Regions from separate parts of the Homo sapiens genome. Here region 1 is linked to region 2. A link is a loop called in an ENCODE intact Hi-C map of the cell type or tissue named here. Cell type or tissue: dorsolateral prefrontal cortex. All regions are shown on one strand.

Region 1 (2,500 bases), 120 kb after region 2:
CACCACAATTTTAATTCCACAGGTAGATGTACTGGAAACTGATGTAATTTCCTCCTACTTAGTAATATTAAGTTCCCCATCTGAGTATCATATTTGACCCTACAGTTTAGAGGAAAAGAAATCTTAAAAGTTTCAGAAAAAAGTCATGAAGTTGGTTGGACTTGAAATTTCTGAGGACAGGTTAAAAGAGTTGGAATTATTTACACAATGAAATGGAAAAGCTTAATGCTGGGTATAGGTCCCTAGAAGCTATCTGTTTTCATATGGGGTAAATGAGAGTAATATATAAAAATAAATGATGCCAATCCAGATGGAGATTCCTTAGGTAAATTTTTTTTTTTTTTTTTTGAGACGGAGTCTCGCTCTGTCGCCCAGGCTGGAGTGCAGTGGCGCGATCTCGGCTCACTGCAAGCTCCACCTCCCAGGTTCACACCATTCTCCTGCCTCAGCCTCCCGAGTAGCTGAGACTACAGGTGCCCACCACCACCCCTGGCTAATTTTTTTGTATGTTTTTAGTAGAGATGGGGTTTCACCGTGTTAGCCAGGATGGTCTCGATCTCTGATCTCCTGATCCAGCCGCCTCGGTCTCCCAAAGTACTGGGATTACAGGTGTGAGCCACTGCGCCTGACCCCCTTAGGTAATTTTAATGTTTACCCTTATAACCAAAAAATCTTCCACATGGTTACCCAGAGTTCTAGGCATTGGAAAGTAGGATTTTCTGATAAAGTAACTCTTGGTGATTGCTTTCTGTTGCCTGTTTCAGAGTCCATTCTTTTACGTTTTAGACTGACAGGAGAGGGCAAGGAGGGAGGACAGAGTTTACGAGGGTGGATTTGTGGACCCATGTGTATGTTTGTATTCATCTGATTAGTTGTATCCTAAAGCCAAATGTAAGTGAATTTTCTTACTTTAGAATAATATATTCTCTCTTTTAAATAATCAAGAGTTAAATGTTGCGTGAAATATTAGAGAAGATGGGAGCTTAATTTCTACTGAAAAATCAGGTAAGAGGAAATAGCTCCACCTACAGGGCAAATAATTTAAACTAGATATAAAGAAATTCCTTGTAGGAAATTTGTTACAGACTTGAATTTACTACCAAAGCTAGATTTGCTATGCCTGCCTCTACCTTCTCCTGGGCAGAGTGCCTCCATCCCGCCTTAGTACTTACTTTTTTGTCCACTCCCAACCTAGCACATATATCAGTCTTTCTCACTAGCCTTGTGGTTCTTCATTTCTCTCTTTCTCTGTCCATGTGGTTCCTTCTTGTGTCTGTTGTCTGTCTGTATGGGATTGGGGAAGGGAATTTCTTCTCTCTGTCCTCTGTCTTCTCTTTGTTGTCTCTGTGTCTTCATCTTTTATTATGGAAGAGTGTATTTGACAGGACTGATTTAGTTACATCTGAATGGATTTTTTAAATTCCCTGCAGAATTGTATAGAATGTTGAAAAACTTAGGTGGATTTTTGTTTAAGTAACAGATATATCCATCAAAGAATGGAACATTTCTTTGAGTGTGTGGAAAATTAACTGTTCTTAGCCGGGCGTGGTGGCTCATGCCTATAATCCTAGCACTTTGGGAGGCCGAGGTGGGTGGATCGCTTGAGCTCAGGAGTTGCAGATCAGCCTGGGCAACCTGGTGAAACTCCATCTCTACCAAAAAAAATACAAAAATAGCCAGGTGTGGTGGAATGCGACTGTGGTCTTAGCTACTTGGGAGGCTAGGTGGGAGGATCGCTGGAACCTGAGAAGTTGAGGCTGCAGTGAGCTCTGATTACGCCACTGCACTCCAGCGTGGTGACAGAGTGAGACCTGGTCTCAAAAAAAAAAAAAAAAAAAGAAAAAAACTGTTCTTGAATAATACGTATTTGTGAAGTGCTTTTAAAAATGTACCCTTTATGGCTGCGCGTGGTGGCTCACGCCTGTAATCTCAGCACTTTGGGAGGCCAAGGTGGGTGGATCACTTGAGTCCAGGAGTTCAAGACCAGCTTGGGTGACAGTGAAATCTTGTCTCTACAAAAAATACAAAAAAATTAGTTGGGTGTGGTGTTATGCACCTGTAGTCCCAGCTACTGGGGAGGCTGAGGTGGGAAGGATCACTTGAGCCTGGGAGCTCAGGACTGCAGTGAGCCATGTTCACACCACCGAACTCTAGCCAGGGTGACAGAGCGAAACCCTATCTCAAAAACAAAAACAAAAAAAAAGACACTGGAGATTCTGGTTATGATTAAATTAGAACTGTGGCAAAATAGGTCTTTTACATTTCCTTAGTTTTTTTTTTCCATAAATATATTGGATTAAAAGCCATTGTTCTGATATAAGAAAAAAGGATGAAATTATATTAAGTATGTTCTAGTTAAGACTACAGGGATATCAGTTAAATTCTACTTATTAAAAAGCACTCTAGTAGTAAAATGGGCAAAAGATAAAATGGATGAAAGAAGAAATTCAAATGGCTATAACTTGTAAAAATATGTTCTATCATACCAGATCCCAAAAAT
Region 2 (2,500 bases):
CCAAAATGCCTTGAGTCACCCAAGCAAATACCAAATCAAAAAATACAAAGCTGCCTCTGGTCCTTGCCAGATTTGGGCTGGTTGAGGGGAGGGGGAAGAGGAAAGGCCAGGCTACTGGAACTAGTGCTTCTCAGCCAAATCCTACTCATCATCAGTCTACAACTTCCCCACTCCCACCCTTGTCCCAACGTGAGCAGAAACTCACATGTTCAGATTATAGAAAGAGCAAAGCAGGTTCAGTTCACGATGATTTTCAAATTCAAATTTTTTGTGATTTGGGGTTATATAAAGTCATGGTGAATCTTGATAAATTTTAAAATAATTTATTGTGCATCTTTTTTTTAACTTTAAAATTATCTTCTGATCATTCTGTTCAGTTCTCTATTTTTTGGCACAGATTCCTTTAGAAAATAACCTATTTCTTTAAGATTTACAAATCTCATGGCTTTTGGATCTTTGTTTGTTTTTTAGGTCAAGTATATCTCAAAATGGAAATGTAAAGAAATGGAAGCAGGCAGAAAAATGTTAAACTTTGAAAACATTTTAAGCCCCTATCTATAAGCATAAAAGAGATTAGATTTCTATCATGTAGAAAATTTTCAGAGAGAGAACATTTAAGTAAAATAGTCCTCAGAATGTATCTGTAACATGAAACGCCTTAGGACCTTTCATAATTCCTTGGATGCTCTGATAGCCATTGTATAAAGAAATGTGCTCCTTTTCCTAGCTTCATTTAGCCTGGAAGAGCCTCTTTTGTCTACGGAAGATATGACTTAACCTACAGACCATCAGTGATATTATAACAAAGAATGTTACTGTGGGAGCCTATTTCACCATTATGCCAAAGATGTTATAAAATTAAAACCTGTTTTCAAATTCCTACTTTTAATTTGAAACCTTATCTGCTCAGCCTGAGTGAACCAACAGAGGGCAGCAGAAACTCACATGTTCAGATTGTAGAATGTGCAAAGTGGTTCCATTTACAAGGATTTTCTTTCTTGTTTTTGTTGTTATTGGTTTTGTTTGTTTTTTGTGTTTTGTGTTTTTTGTTTGTTTGTTTGTTTGTTTTTGAGACAAGGTCTGGCTCTGTCGCCCAGGCTGGAGTGCAGCAGCGCGATCTCAGCTCACTGCAACCTCTGCCTCCTAGGCTCAAGCCGTTCTCCCACCTCAGCCTCCCAGGTAGCTGGGACTATAGGCGCTTGCTACCACCCCTGGCTAATTTTTGTATTTTTTGTAGAGACGGGGTTTCACCATGTTGCCCGGGCTGGTCTCAACTTCTGAGCTCAAGCCATCCACCTGTCTCAGCGTCCCAAAGTTTTGGGATTACAGGCATGAGCCACCATGCGCAGCTTTACAAGGATTTTCAATTTCAAAAGTGTATTTCTGCTTTCCTGTAGGCCATGCGTTTAAAGCCATCCCTAATCTCGACAAGTTTTAAATCAAAGTTTTGTATATTTACTTGTTTTTTTGGACATTTTTAACATTGCTAGAGTGACACATGCTCACTATTGTAAAAATCAGAAAATATAGATAAGCATAAAAAAGTGTTAACCATAATCCCCCAACACCCACATATGGATAAACCACTATTACAAGTTTTTTATATCAGTCCTTCCAGTCCTTTTTCGTACATAGCAAGACCCTGCCTCTAAAATAATTAGAGCACTTCATTTTTTATACAGTAATGTTATAAAGTGGTAGTATTACATGGATTTTATAATCCTTGATTTACAATGGCTTTTTTATTTGTTGGTTTGGGGTTTTTTTGCTTTTCCAGAAAAAAATATTCTATCTACTTGTATTTTGAAGCAAGGGAAAGTAATTGATTCTTTTTAAGAGTCTGCTATTCTGTGGGCAACTCATTTTTCCATCGAAACTATTAGTATCACTTGTCACTTTTTGCACCTTAAAAAATCTATTCTTAAGCACTTTTGCAGGTAGAAGAGAATTGGAGGTATGATTATAGCTAATAATAGGCTAAACTGACCATTGCCTTTTGACTTGATGATGCAATAAGCAGTGTTTAGCCATGCCAAGGGAACCTAAAAATCTAGTAGCCCATTCCCCACTCCAGGTTATACATTCATGCTTACATAGAACTGTATAAAAGTATTAAAACAACTGAAATTTTAGAACCAGAAGAGATCTTGAGAATCATGTAGTCCAAACCTTTCATTTCATAGATGAGTAAAGTTAGACTCAAAAAACTTTGGAACTTGCCAAGATCAGACAGCTTGGTTAGATAATAATGCCACACAAGAAATCAAATCTGTTATTTACAGCCCAGTGGTTGTTTGCTTCTTCACAGCCCACCCTTCCTCCTTTGAAGTGTACGACACACCTAGATTTCTTCTTGGAGTGATATAGTGGAATTCCTCAAATTCTTCTCATAACTTTAAAAGAATGTGGTATTTGTATTAGTCTGCTCAGGCTGCCATGACAGAATACCATAGACTGGGTAGCTGAAACAACAGAAATGTATTTTCTTACAGTTCTGGAA

What was found. A loop is a pair of places that touch in the nucleus more often than their neighbours do. Peaks named below come from ENCODE experiments on the same cell type or tissue, not always from the same donor. Only the 100,000 strongest peaks of a DNase experiment are listed, where the experiment ranks them.
Region 1: a loop joins it to region 2, with 9 times the contacts of the local background. A loop is called at or near these places in 103 of 110 quality-filtered maps.

What each region holds. Positions count from the first base shown.
Region 1 is chr14:67,285,037-67,287,536 of GRCh38, forward strand. The region is part of intron 3 of PALS1 (protein associated with LIN7 1, MAGUK p55 family member); the gene reads left to right. It also overlaps a transcript of GPHN not described here. Among named protein-coding and RNA genes, the nearest start is that of PALS1, 45 kb to the left of the region's middle. In dorsolateral prefrontal cortex, CTCF peaks have their summits at 1,008 (motif pointing left) and 1,208; no DNase peak of the experiment used is centred here.
Region 2 is chr14:67,165,618-67,168,117 of GRCh38, forward strand. All of the region lies in intron 20 of GPHN (gephyrin), which reads left to right. All of the region lies in intron 1 of LOC105370538 (a long non-coding RNA gene), which reads right to left. Among named protein-coding and RNA genes, the nearest start is that of GARIN2, 23 kb to the right of the region's middle. RefSeq lists an enhancer at 2,363-2,500. In dorsolateral prefrontal cortex, a CTCF peak has its summit at 943 (motif pointing right); a DNase peak (open chromatin) is centred at 938; H3K27ac peaks cover 794 bases.